Regions from separate parts of the Homo sapiens genome. Here region 1 is linked to region 2. Evidence: chromatin loops called from intact Hi-C (ENCODE). Cell type or tissue: heart left ventricle. All regions are shown on one strand. Each heading gives the region's core, and the rest is flanking DNA. Links, peaks and the distances in the headings are about the cores only.

Evidence for each region. A loop is a pair of places that touch in the nucleus more often than their neighbours do. Peaks named below come from ENCODE experiments on the same cell type or tissue, not always from the same donor. Only the 100,000 strongest peaks of a DNase experiment are listed, where the experiment ranks them.
Region 1: a loop joins it to region 2, with 4 times the contacts of the local background. A loop is called at or near these places in 3 of 110 quality-filtered maps.

Annotation. Positions count from the first base shown.
Region 1 is chr15:96,365,694-96,373,067 of GRCh38, forward strand. It overlaps LOC101927263 (a long non-coding RNA gene), which reads left to right. Exons shown (of 5, transcript XR_007064788.1): 4 at 6,716-6,915. Among named protein-coding and RNA genes, the nearest start is that of SCDAL, 26 kb to the left of the region's middle. In heart left ventricle, for the core only: no CTCF peak of the experiment used is centred there; a DNase peak (open chromatin) is centred at 3,828; H3K4me3 peaks cover 669 bases; H3K27me3 peaks cover 3,829 bases.
Region 2 is chr15:97,752,085-97,759,458 of GRCh38, forward strand. The region is part of intron 1 of LINC00923 (long intergenic non-protein coding RNA 923); the gene reads right to left. Among named protein-coding and RNA genes, the nearest start is that of LINC00923, 120 kb to the right of the region's middle. In heart left ventricle, for the core only: a CTCF peak has its summit at 3,231 (motif pointing left); no DNase peak of the experiment used is centred there.

The sequences.
Region 1 (7,374 bases), core at 1,476-6,475, 1.4 Mb before region 2:
GTAGAAGGGCCACCCACGGGGCACTCAATTTCGCTTTTTCTAAGTCTCCTACAAAGGACGGAGGCCCCTAACCGGGCTTTAAAAGTGGGGTTTTGTGCAGTAAATACGGTGGGGCCCGTCCTGGTGTCCAGGAGAAGCACCAGAAGAGAAAAACGGGCGACAGGATGACCGCAAGGGAGCAGGGAGAGGTAGGAGGGGACCCTCGGCCGAGTAGGGACAGTGCCGCCTCGGAGCCTGAGCCGCGAACTGGCCCCAGCAGGGAGGCCGCGCAGCCTGGCTAGGGTTCGCTGGGATGCACGCCACCGCGGGCGTGCTGCGTGCCCGGGATGTCCCCTGAACTAGGCCGGAGAAGGATTCAGGTCTCCTCTGGTGGATGTGGGAGGTCTTGGGATAACTCTTCGTGAGAATGCAGAGCTGGCAGGAGCCTCCGTAAAAACACTACAAGAAGCGGTCTTGAGGGCCGTCTACTTTGCTCACAAAACAGGGTTTTTCTCCAGCCAGGAAGGGCGGCGAGACCCAGGCAACTTGGACCCGGTTAGGGACCTGTGCGGGATGTGTTTTCTGAAACTTTTACACAGGAACTCCAGGGGGCGGGGGACGAGGGCGGCAACCCCAGATCACAGGCGGCCGGCGACCTCCGGTTATAGTGATGGGTCCCCTTTTCCTGCCATCGCCAGCCCTGGGACCCAAGGACAGGCGAGTAACATTTCTCTCTCCATCCCATTCTCACTTTAACCCGCCCCCCTCCAAAAAAGTCAGGGTCCAGAGGAGAATTGCGAACAGGAGGTCAGAGGCTGAGCAGAGCTTGAGATGAAACGGCGCCTATAGATTTAAAAGCAAACAAAGCCGAAAACAACCCTAACCATTTTGGCTGCGCAAGGGCTAGAGCTCTCCGGTGCGCCTGGGGCAGGGCGGTCGCCGCACAGTCTGCTCCGGGGCCGTCAGGAGCTGTATCAAGGGCTGGGCCCCAGCTCGCTCCTGTCTGGCTGGCCCCGAGTCGGGACACCCCGAGTGCAACCTTCTTATCTGCTCTACCCCTCCTGACCCGACACGCTGGTTGTGGGGGGCGCCACTGGTATCAAGAAACGCGCCAGGCGCAGGTGGGCCGCCAAGGGGGGCTAGAGGCTGGGCAGCCGTGGCCCAGGCCAGGTCCCAAGCGCAGTGCCCTGGGTCCTGCCCCCTCCAGGAGTCAGACACAAACACACTCCGGGTCCTAGTCAAATGTAGAGTTGGGAGAAAGGAACCTGCGGAGGCATCTTCTGGCTGTTCTACCCCCAGCGTGAGAAAACTGAGCATTCCGTGCCTGTAGGGAGAGGTCCACAGCCCTAGGGGACCGTGAGAACGCGGTGGGACACCTGAGTTGCCATTTTGGCCTTTTCTAAAATAATGTTTTAAAAAATATTATGAAACTAAAATCTCCAGGCGAGGCATCGCCTTTCTTCTCGTTTTGATATGACACCCACTAAATAAAATCCTCTTTTAAGCCATCTTCACTCTAACTTCAAAGGAGCGAATGTTAATTTTACCTTTATTTAAATGATTGCAGAGGCTGACTGGTGAGGGATTCTCCCCTTCCTCCAGCTCTCCCTCCGGATTTTAACATATGGAGTACAGTCACGATTTACCGCCACCCTGGAAAGCCAGCCGCCACCTCCCCAACCCCCATCTTGCCTTTTTTCCCCCTTTGGTTGGTATTAATTTCATGGAATGCTATTTAAAGTTTAGCATGAAATGCTCGTGCTATAACACAAGTGGCGAGGTATCGCCAATGAACTAGGAGTGGAAACACATCAGGAGCAGACTTGACCTTTCCTTGGATGCCTGCAGACCACGCCAAGTGGGATTTAGTGGGCACCACTCCCCATAGGAGGCTTCATGGTCTAAGCCCAGATCTAAGCCTGAATGACCACACCCCCAGGAGTCTTTGCCACAGAGGACTGAAGCTGAGTTCCTTGAAGGCAAGGACTTTAGCCACGGAAGGGAACGCGAGGAACTTCGGGCAATCTTTTTGACGCCACGTTCCATTTTTTAGGATCTCTTGCCAATTTCTCAGTGTGTTTCTGTCCAGATAGACTAAGCTCTTTGGAGTTAATTAACCTGTGGTAGAGCCACAATTAATACGGAGAGAAGACGGAAAGGAGAAAATTCAGAAGGAAGGGGGAAAATAACAGTAGTGTTTGTCTAGCCGGATTCTTTTACACCGCTCGGTCACAGTTAGTTACCGACTTTCCAGCTGCGAGGACGATGCGCGCCATTTACTGTAATTGAATTGCTGTAATAACACCTTGCAAGGGGACAGCAATGCGTTTCAAAAAAAAGTTGCGTTCCTGGCCAGCAGTTGCCTAAGCTCCTCCTGGAGTCACTGGTTGCCTGCTAGATAGAGCTGCCCCAAGGGGATGGGGACACAGGGCTGGTTGGGTCCTCGGGTGGGGCTCGAGGAACCTGCTTTCAGGTGAATTCGTTCCGGGCGTTCGGTGTCCCTGGGCTTGCCTAGGGGTACTGGGGACCCTTAGTGGGCCAGAACCCGAAGCTGAACGTGAATAAGGGACAGGGTAGGACCTGAAATTGCAGAGACATAGAAAATCAATACGTGGTCGGGAGTCAACTGCGCGCGACCAAGGGCTCTGCCCTCCCTCTCTCCGTTGATTTGGACGCTGGGAAGCTGCCCGCCGTCCTTCCCCACCCCCTTTGCCCAGCCTTGGCAAGACCTCTCCGGAAACATACTCGCGTTAAGGAACTGGGAAAGCTTCCTGGCCCGGAGCTAGGAGCCCGACGTTGGGGCTCCTTGCTGAGTGAGACGCTCAGTCCTGTGCTCCCCGCCCCGCCCCAGGCGCCCAGTCCCGCTGGGATCCATCTCCTCAGCCCCGGTTTCCCGCTCTGCGAGCGGGGGAAGAACCTGGGAACTGCAGGATCCGCCACCTCGGTTTTTCAGACACAGCCTCTGGCCTCTTTCCTTGGCCTGCCAAACCTTTGTTCACTTCTCTCACCCGTTGTCTGCTCTGCTCTATCCCTCAGCAGGGTTCTCGTTTGGACAAGAGGGCCCAATCCTTTGCTTTGCTACTCCTCGCGTCTTGTAGACCCTTCTTGGTCTCCACAGAGCTCCACAGGCACAGAGAGCAAACCGTAGACTCTGACGCTCCCCAGGACAGCCACGGGCTCCCGAATTTCAGCACTGCTTTGGGTGCGGTCTCCAGGGGCTCAACAGGGTGAAAGAAGTGGCTGGATGGCGGAGGGAAGACGGTCTTCCCACACCGCCGCCCCAAATCGGGTCCCCACGGCTAGCTTAAAAGGGCTGCGAAGGAGGCCGGGTGCGGTGGCTCACGCCTGCAATCCCAGCACTTTGGGAGGCCGAGGCGGGCGCATCACCTGAGGTCAGGAGTTCGAGACCAGCCTGGCCAACATGGTGAAACCCCCATCTCTACTAAAAATACAAAAAAAATTAGCCAGGCGTGGTGGTGGGCGCCTGTAATCGCAGCTTCTCGGGAGGCTGAGGCAGGAGAATCGCTTCAACCTGAGAGGCGGAGGTTGCAGTGAGCCGAGAACACCCCATTGCCCTCCAGCCTGGGAGACAAGAGTGAAGCTCCGTCTCAAAAAAAAAAAAAAAAAAAAAAAAAAAAAACCTTCAAAGGAAATAAAAGAATTAAGAGGTTAGAATGCACCTCACCAGTGCTGGGAGGGTGTCCAGAGTGCTGCTGAGAAGAGCGAGCGCACTGGGCCCGGAGGGTACTCCATGGACTTGGGGATGCTCAGTCTTGCCCACGCAGGTCTGGCGGAGAAGGCAGAGACTTCCACGCCCACGCTGGACCCCCAGCGACCCGCAAGGTGCGTGGTAGAAATAAGTGTGTCTCAAAAGTACTGTCCAGAGGAGTTGAGATTGCAATATAAGGGCAGGCCGGGGATGTGGGGAGGGGAAGGAGAAGGAGAAAACAGTCCTGGAGAGGAGGAAACCGCGTGGGGCCTGGCCCTCAGCGGCAGGGTCGGGAAACCTTACAGCTGTTTGGGATTCACCTATAGTGTGTGTGTGCCCCAGGGCGTCGGCGCCGGTAAGAAGGGTGGAAGATGGTTGGGGAGGGGTTGGCATCCATCACACTCCAATATTACTCCAATTGATCCCTTTTCCTAGGGGATTCTTCAGCTTCCTTTAGGGTTTGCTAGACATAAGGTTGGTTTTGCAACCGAAAAGCCCATTGCTCCTGGAGGCGTCCGGCAACTGAAGCATTGCTCTTGGGTCCTGAGAGCTGGAGGGCATGTTGCAACCCCCGGCGCCCACTCCCAGACACTTACACCTACATCTACTTTTCTGCAAAACAAAGTTCTGTTCCTTTCCTGTGTGCCGGAAGATGGGGTGTGGGAGGATTCCCCGCTGTCTGGTCCTTCCATGGCTTCCTGGGCTTCCTGCAGAGTGGAACAGGTTGGAGGTGGAGTTGGAGAGGGCGGTAATAACTTCAAGAATTCAAGAAAGCAAAGCTCTGGCTTGATAGGGAGGCCTTGAGGCCGTGTTGGAGGTAGATTGTTTTAAGGCTCACCTGTGGGCAGGGAAAAAGCGGGTCCCACCCAAATGCATCTGGACTCGGTTTTCTCTGCGGGGAGCCCCAGAGTCTTTGATTTGCACGTTGATGTCTGAGAGGTGAGACAGGCTGGCAGCTGCCTCTTTGAAATGTGGCGAGCACTAGCAGGCACTAGAGGGAGAAAATGCTTCCTAGTGCGTTAAGGACTCAGGGACCAAGCCTCAAGCTCGCATTGGGTCGATAGCAAGGCTGCGGTGATCTGGCTGACCTGAGAACTGCGTCAACCGGAACCTCGGCCAAGGCTGGGCTTGTGCTCAGCAGTTCCGGCTCCCACCTCACTGCACTGCTCCATCTATCCTGGCTGCTCATCTCTGCTCCCCCAGTCCTGACAGAATCAAAGCCTTTCCATTTTTGACCTTCCCATCTCTAGACTTTCCTCTGGAGCGAATTTAGCCTAGTCCTAATGTTTGCCAACAAAGTTGATTGTCAACAGCTACAAAAGTTCTTTTGGAAAAGATAGGAAGAATAACAGAAAGAAGGAGAGCTGACATAAGTCAGGAGCCCTGCTCAAAGCTAAGCCGCTTACGTGCCTTATCTCTTTTACAGCCTAACAACGCCGACAAGACAGAAATACTACTATAGTCAACTTTTTGCTACTGGGGAAACTGAGGCTTAGCGAATTTAAGAGCCCTGTCCAACCAAGCCTAGGCAGCTAGGAACAGGCCAGGCCTAGATGGAACAGGGCTGGCCCTTCTGGCCACCAGCTGTGGTCCCAGACAGGACTCAGGAGATAAATCGGATCATTTGGATGGCTAAATGCAGATTCTCTCTGGGGCAGAGCAGAGCTCATCCCAGGAGAGTTGTCCCAGCCTCTACTATAGTCAGCTTTTTGTTGCTGAGGTAACTGAGGCTCAGTGAGGTTAAGAGCCCTGACCAAGCCCAGCCAGCTAGGAACAGGCCAAGCCTGAATGGAACAGCGCTAGGCCTTCTGGCCGCCGCCAACTCTGGTCCCAGACTGAACTGTATATAGCTGTATCTTTATATTATCTATACATCACACACACACACACACACATATATATAAAATACCCTACAAGTGTGTGTAAATAGGGTGTGTCTTAGGGTGTGTGTGTGTGTGTGTATATGTATATGTATATATGTGTATATATATATATATTCATTCAAATAACAAAGCCCATGGCTATTCTGATATTAGCCATGTAGGGCCAGGAAAACAACTGGAAACAAGTGAACCACATCAGGCCAATTATTATATCTGTATCCTATCACTTCTCATATTAAAACCTATAGCATCAAGTATTACCTCTTATCTGAAGAACCTTTTAGCTGTGTGATCCAGGCAGGCTCCTCCTTCATTTATTTGTCATATAATTTAACTCTAGCAACTACTTATGACACAATTAGTTGTATTATCCCCATTTTACAGATGTGGACACTGAAGCACAGGAAACTCAACTCACATGCCCATAGTCATACACAGCTAATCAGTGGCAGAGACGAGGTTTGAATCAAAACCATCTGCTCATAAAATCCATATCACAGGCCAGGCACAGTGGCTCACACCTGTAATCCCAGCACTTTGGGAGGCTGAGCCGGGTAGATCACCTGAGGTCAGGAGTTTGAGACCAGCCTGGCCAACATGACAAAACCCCATATCTATTAAAAATACAAAAATTAGCCAGGTGTAGTGGTGTGCATCTGTAGTCGCAGCTACTCGGGAGGCTGAGGCATGAGAATCGCTTGAACCTGGGAGGCAGAGGTTGCAGTGAGCTGACATCACGCCACTGCACTCCAGCCTGGAAGATAGAGTCTCTGTCTCAAAAAAATAAAAATCCATATCACAAAGTTTTACATTTCAATCAAGTCTATGGGAAGGCTATATGCAAAGACATTTCTTATTTCAAAAATACATTATGTTGGAGGGGATTAGGTGGATTGAAAGGCAAGGAACGTGAAGATAGTTGTATTCCCTCTCCCACCCCAAATTGCCTCAACTCTTCATTCCATAACTCTGTCTTCAAAATTTTCACTGCCTTAAAAGATTCAAATGCTTTTTCTGTCTCAGATGTAATGCCACATGCATAGGTTTTCACAAATGTTCAGAAGGCTGCCTGAATTACCTGTTTTGCTGCCTGTTTGGGGTCCTTTTCTCCTCTGTGAGAAGGATTTTTGCCTGCTCCTCACAGGTATGCTACTGCTCATACCGGCCTTGCTGGGAGAGGATCCTTGATGACTGGGACCTACATGGATGCCAGGATGCCAAGGAGTCAACGCCTTGTTCCCTGGGTAGCTGGCTCAGGCTGGTTCTAACAGAGTCTATTGATGCAAACCAGAATTTTGAAGCTTGGTTCACAAAGTTGAGACAACTCCAGCTTTCTTTGTTTTGGTCAGTAGAGTACTGGAAGCCATCTGTATGTTCAGCCAAACTGAAGGGAAAATTCGAAACAAAGTAAACTGGTGACTCAGATTCAAATTTGGTGGCTGGATGCAAACGAAAGTTAGCTCTCCATGAGACTAAGCATCTAATATTCCTAAGGCCACTGTGAAGCAGAAATCATTGTACCTAGTTAATTATTATTTTGTTGATTCAAAGCAACAGAGTGAGAGATAGCATTCAAATCTTCAGCTTGTAAAAATAAACCATTCAAGTGTGTGTTACTCATCTGGCCATTCAAGTGTGTGACTATCTGGAGATGGTCAGCCTAGGTCAGCCTGTCCTAGGGAAATATTCAAAGTCAAGATCGGCTGTGTCTACCTGGTTATGCCACAGGCCTATTCCAGATTTAGACCTTCCTGGTTTGGGAAGTGGGTGATGGGAAATTTGGAGGAGGTGGAAATGGGGGTG
Region 2 (7,374 bases), core at 835-5,834:
TCACTAAAGCCAAATAATTCAGATCTAGGGAAAGAGCATGGAAAGGTCAAAATGAAGCCCAAATGTCCAGTAGAAGTTTTATAAGTTGCCATAAAGATATAAAATAAAAATTAAAAGTACTGAAATAAACTGAGATGCCTCCGGTTTCATGTAGAGTTTTTGCCCATTTTATTTCTGCTCTTCAGAATCAAAACAAAGTAGATTCAAGGTGCATGTTAATCAAATTACCTATGTCCTATCTGAAGAGTGTCCCCAATCCCCCAAGAACTTGGAAATCCTTTTTGCATTTTATGACCAGAACTTCATGGCATTTAATGCATATTTAGTTTTGCAGGTACTGTTGGTGTTCAAATCCACTTATAGATACTCAAATCTAATCTACCATGTAGATGTAACGTAGACCTGCAGTTCATTTTAGATGCTCGGAGCAGGGAAATTATAAATGGACTTCACAAAATGTTCCAAGAGCATTAATAGTGAAATGGACTGGGTCAGGAACCCAAGTCACAAAGGGTCTCTGAGTAGTTACTTCCCCAGCAGACGGCCATCGTTGCAAGGGGCAGCTGATCTCCTTTTTTGAAAGCTCCATTATGTGTATTTACAAAATAAACAATGCATGCAAGTTCATGATTGTCATCATTAATAATAAGCATTATAGCAAACCGTTAAATAAATATACATGCCATAGATGTCTGCCAGACCCATCACTCCTTTTTCTCCTACATCAGATCCAAGGCATTGTCTTTGTTGAATTAAAAAAAAAAAATCACTCTTCATGAAACAGCAGCAACAACAAAATAGAATCATTATTTAAAATAACTCACCAATGTTCAAATGCTCGGATTTTAAATCAGATAAGTCAGCAAGTTCAGAGTTGGGGTGAGAACTTGCTCTCATTAGTCTCACGTTTGCAAGACGCAACCACAAGCCAGGAATGTAAAATGTTCTCAGTGCTTCAATAATTAACTATTTTTCAAAGGAAAAGACAAGTAAATAATATGATGTTTTATGAGTTCAAGTTGAACAACTTGTGTGCTGTGCAATACTTCTATCATGATACTCTCCAAAAAATTGTTTTATGAGCATAATATTTGCTTACTGACAAATTCTGTCACATCAAGAGATTTTTTTAAAAAAACGCAACGTACCTTTGAGTTTCAATTTGATAATCTAGAAATCAGTATACAACTGTTCAGATATCTTAGCAAGTTTCTTATTTAAAGCAAGTCTCTAAAAGTTTTACATTACATGTTCATTAAAGAAGTACATATGATTCCAGCCTCTCATTAAATAATATTCAATTTTAAAAAAAAGAAAGCAAGAAAAAGTATTCCTTAAAGCAGTACTTAACTGATAAAAATTTATATATTAAAGAACTAATGCTTGCATGAAAGAGCTTAAATTTTACTTTGTTACATTTTTAACCCATGCAGAAACACTGAAGCAAGAAAAAAATGTACAACATATTTTTATACGTTGTTTCTACACATATAGGAAGAATAATATATGTGTCTGTGTGTGCTTGCGGCCTGTGTGTGTGTGTGTACATATGTATATAAAATAGAAAAAGAACATTAGCGTTATTTGCTAAAATAAAAAAGAACATTTAGTCCTGTCTGAGTTTTTCCTTTAAAGGGTGATATAAAGATTTTGTAGGGAAAATTCATAGATGACCATTAGTTATGATTATTTTACTAGCTAAAGAAGAAATTCTTTGATAGTTCTAGATACCAGCACGTTACTTTCTTTTTACATAGAGCTTTTTGTTATGGGAGTAACAAGAAAAATTTTCAGACATTCGTTTCATAATTCTTGGCCAAATTTCCATCAGCAGAAGAGCAAATTTGTTGATGACTAAGCAGAGATTCAGAAAGCCCAGGGACCTGGCGAGGGTCACACAGCCTTTCTGTGATAGGGCGTTGATCTCCCAGCTTCCATTCACTCCATAGGGGAGTACAACTCTGTTCATGGATCCCATCAATTGAAATAAAAACGAGAGCGAGAAAGAGAGAGAAAGAGGGAGAGAAAATGAATGGGAAAAAGAACGTGCTTGAATGGACTGTATGGTTTGCATGAGACTCGTGCAGAAATTGATATTTTGCCTGTTTTTTTTGTCTCAGAGATAATCTTAGAAAATGTCTGCCTAAGCTTCTATCAGGGGTGTCCCAAAACTTGGAAATTAGCTTCTCACAGTCCTGGAGAGTCCCAAAATGTTAGCAAATTAAAACAATTTGTCTCCCTGGAAGCCCGGGGTATATTCACTGCTTAGAATTGAAGAGGAATAAGGGACCCACATGTGCTTTTGTGACTAACTGCTCTCCACAAACAACTTTTTAGACAGGCAGCCAGCCTAAATACGCTGCTCAGAGTTAGATGGGAAAAAGGTGTTGCTATGCTAGATACTTAAGAACCTAACACACAAGAATATCATGCTACACTTTCTGAAAAACAAAAAAAAGTGGGGAAGGGGTGGCATCAGCATTATCTTCCTCTTTCCAAATTAAACATCAACATGTTTTATTTTCCACATGTTTTGGACATACATCCACTTTTAAAGAATATTTATTAAGGCTTGTGTGTCTAAAAATACAGGCCCTTCCTCTATTACAAAATTCCCCAAAAAATTCAAAGGGAGAGAAAAATCTCACACAGATAAAAATCTCCCAAGCTGACCATTCCTGAACAAACTTTATTTTACAAACTACTAGGAAAAAATAATTAATTCAGCGCATTTATGAAGAATGCACACTTTTATTTTAAAATTCATAATGTCTAAGTACAAAAAGGTGCTAGTATAAAGAAGAAAATAAGATTTTTCAATGCAATGCTTCATAGAAATATTTTCTATTCAATTCAGTCATGTATTTTTAAAATTTTACACAAAATTAGTATATCACATTTTGGAATTATTTAAAACAAACCAGACCTTTCATTTACACACACACACACACACACACACACACACACACACACACACACTTCCTACCACAAATTTCTAGAGGCCAATAAAGAAACAGCATGGTAGCATTCAGGCAACATAAAAGTATTTGTTACTCATTATCGTCTATTTAATTAGGAAGTATTATTTCCTGTTTTTCAAATCAGCAATTTCTCTCTGAACAATAGATTAGGATACACCTTCCAATAATAATTAGAAAAAAATCATCTACTTCCAGCATATTGAAGGGTGAAAGTCCAGCTGCCACTGGTAAAATCTATGGTATCCTACCGCCATCTACTGACCATTGCTCAAATATTATGATTTAAAGGTACAGGTTTAAATTTATAAAATTAAGGAATTTTCAAAAGAAAACACTTTGAAAGCTCTACTGGAACAACTCATTACTCTGGCAGTTGTTCCAAATGTTTGAAAATACTTCCCTAATCTGAACCGAACTCGATCTACCTGTAAATACCACCTCCTGGGCTTTGCCTTGGCCTCCACTGGTATAAAGAGGATGCTGATTTTCTCTTAAACTCTTCAGAATTCGGAGGGCAATGCTCAAGCCCTTCCTATCTCTTCCCACCCACCCACCCAACACACACACACACACACACACACACACACACTGTCTCTCTCTCTCTCTCTCTCTCTCTCTGTTTCTGTTTCTCTCTCCCTCTCATTCGCTCAGTCCCTTCTTCAATCTAAGCAGCCTACCTTTCTTTATTAGCTCCACATCTGATGTGGTTTGAAGTCCCATCAAAAGCCAGATAGCTGTCCTCTGAACAAACTCTTTCACATACTTTTCTCATTAAATGCTGCATCTGAAAGAAAATACTCCGCAGAATAGATAGAGCACCTCCCTTTGCATGCTCTACCTTTGTCAATGCAACCAAAGGTCACAGTCAATATTTTGGCAGCTATACACACCATGTAATAACTTGCACTCAGGAAATCTCCTAGATCTTTCTATCTGTGCTACTGGCTGCTAAGCTATGCTCCCCTAATAGACATATGCAGTTGTATTTTTGAAACTAAGAAAATATCCATACATTCATTCAGTGATCTAAGATATATTCTTATTGGTGATGGTTCATGGTTCCAGCCTGTCATACATTTGTATCCTAATTCTGCTATCTTTTCCAATTTCATAGTGGTCTTGTATCTGTTATTGATCAATATTATTTGTGTAGTTATTTATTTTTCAGACAGAGTCTCACTCTGTTGCTCAGGGTGGAGTGCAGTGGCAGGATCACAGCTCACTGAAGCCTTGACCTCTCAGGTCCAAGCAATCTTCCCACCTCAGCCTCCGAAGTGGCTGAGACCACAGGCATGCACCACCACGTCTGGCTAATTTTATTATTATTTATTTAACTTACCATCAGCTACTCCCCTCCAAACCACTTTTCTGTATTTCTCTGGACATCCTCCAGTATGATCAGTATGGGAAAAGTTTCAAGGATGTCATTCAAGTGCTTTGTGCAGTGCCTAGCACATGACAAAACCTTGATGTGACAGCTCTTCCTATGATTATCATCAATAAAAATAATTAGTACAAATATATGATACAAATTAAATCTATGACATAAATAACCACGAAACAAGTATCAGTTCTAATAATACAATCATTCAATCAATTGTCATTTGCAACTGAAGCTCATCTTCTGCCCTTTCTGCTCTTCACGTAGGCAAAGGAGATCCTCTCCTCCAGCAGGACCCTCAGCTCCCAGAGGACATCATCTTAGCAGGAGTCTCAGTGCTTTTGGACAATTAGGAATCCTCTTGCAAAATGTCCCTTCCCACTGCCCCCATCTTGGCTTCAGATCTTCTCCTAAGAGACATTCTTCCTATTGAGGAGGAAGCCACATTCTGAATCAAAGAGAAGGTGGAAGCAGAAGAGAAGAGAAAGAGCCTGCGTCTTCCGCCCAAGCTCTGCAGCAACTTTTGGAGCCACTGAGCTGAGCCAGGACCTCTGTCTGCTGCTGGCTCCACCCTTTGCCGTGAAGGCATCAAGCAGGTGACACCATGTCCCTGAGCCTGTCTCAGCGCATCCTGGGACTGGCACAGACTGACACAGCTCCGGTATACAGTCCACGTTTTCTGTTCCTTGGCACAACCCAGAATGAAGATGTTTAGGTCAGAGTTATTTAGTTTTAATAAAACCCTGTATGTACTGGGATCAAATAACTCATTTTTAACTCCTGAAAATTGGACCAATATTGACAGCTTTTGCTTAATCCAGAACAGCTCATTGAGAAAGGGGTCAATATCTCTCCCACTAGGAAAAAAAGACAAATTGAACATTCACCAAAATTTCAATATTTCGTTAAAATAAATGAGTTTTTAAATACTAAAAACAAAATTCAATGGTTTAAAAAGTCCATTGATGTAGGAAAACCCAAAAGTCACCTAACAAGTAAAACAATCCTCTTCTGATACATGTCATAAGAACCAGCTAAGACTTCCAACCTCTGGCTAAATGTTAGGGCCTGGAACAGCACATTTTTATAACAAAGTTATAAAATAGATGGGAACCAGAAATAAGAGAAACAGGCACTAATGAAGGCTGATTTCAAAAAATACCTTATTTGGGCACTCTGGCAGGGGCAGCCAGAGAGTGGAGCTCTCTCAGACGGCTGGTCTCCTCGCCTGATTTCCAGAGGTCTCTAAGGCGCTGGGACTGGCAGTCTGGACCTAACTGCAGACCGCAGCCAATGCAGATCCTCCAAGGCCAGCACCAGCAGCCATACCTGACACACAGGAAGACTTGCAAAAATGCAATGGAAACAGCAGGTGGAAGTTTCCATGTTTTCTGCTATATGCCCCTCTCTCCTGCTTCAGTCTCCTATCATGAGCCTGCACTAATGAAACCAAGTAATAGGTCATTGTTCTCCTTATACTGTACTACTTCTTCCCCCTTCATCCAAGTTCCTCCAAACTCCTAGGCTCATTCATTCACCTTTCCGAGCCTCTCTCTTTCTCTCTCTTACTCTTGCTCTATCTCTCATTCTCTTTCATTGAAGTTTTGTTTTGAAATCCATATTTCATGTTATAGAATTATAAATGAAAACACATTTTAAGAAAGAAAGACCTGAGCTTCCTGCTTTACCACACCCGGTTTTTCCCTAGAACTCTTAACTCCATTGATTTTTCCCTTTCAGCAGTTACTTCTATAATCTCTAAAGATGTTGTTTGCACAGGTACTGCTATTTCTTGATGTATCTACTTTAGACATTATGTATTTCTTTTATGCCCTTGCTTTCATTAAACATAAACTTGGTTTAGTAGGGCTTTTGTCTATTATATTTTGTGCTCTATCTGAGGATGTATTTGGAGCGACTACAAGTTTTGCTATTTCTGTCTTCCATTTTTTCCCAAAGAAGTAGCAGATGGAAAGCATAGATATAGGTGCTTCCTCATCTGGGAATCTATTAAAGTATGCATCTTCATCCTGAAGTGCTTACCAAACAAATCCTCTCCACTTAAACAGCCATCAGGATCATCCCATTTATTCTGAGGAAGAAAAACTGAGGAAAACTCCATTTTTCTATTACAGCTATCATAGCTGAGATTGCTTCATTTTTTCCAGCTTTAAGTTCACTTTTCAGCTTTAAGTTCATCTTTCTATGTCCTCATCTATAAGAGAAAAAAATAGATTACCATGACACTAAGATGCCACAATATTTAAGGTTTCAAAAGAATTAACTTAGATTAATAGGAATTCAAGTAGCACAGAGAACAATTTTTAACAATAGTGCTTGAAATCAAAAGGGGATCCTGATTAACTGTGCATCATTGTGGAAGTTTGTTACTGAGGAGTCGCCACTCACTTTGGGGCCTACTGTTTATGCCTGACTTGCGGGGACACAGCCCAGAGACAAAACACTCAGAAAAGCAGACAAAGGGCTGCTCATTCTTTAATGTCTCCCGAATCTTGCTTCCTCCAAGACAGGCACCACATGGCATGAAAACCACTCCTCCGGCTGGGCGCGGTGGCTCATGCCTGTTATCCCATCACTTTGGGAGGCCAAGGCGGGTGGATCACGAGGTCAGGAGATCGAGACCATCCTGGCTAACATGGTGAAACCCCCGTCTCTACTAAAAAATACAAAAAATTAGCCGGGCGTGGTGGCAGGTGCCTGTAGTCCCAGCTACTCGGGAGGCTGAGGCAGAAGAATGGCGTGAGCCCGGGAGGCGGAGCTTGCAGTGAGCTGAGATCGCGCCACTGCACTCCAGCCTGGGTGACAGAGCAAGACTCCGTCTCAAAAAAAAAAAAAAAGAAAACCACTCTTCCACACCCCACACACATTCCCAGATACACAGGGCGCCCAAAATGTGTACAAGTACACCACACGGCTTCCATTAGAAAATCAAATTTGTCTTGTTTTGTTTTAGTGAGAATGAAAAGAACCAAAAAGCCAATAAACAAGCAC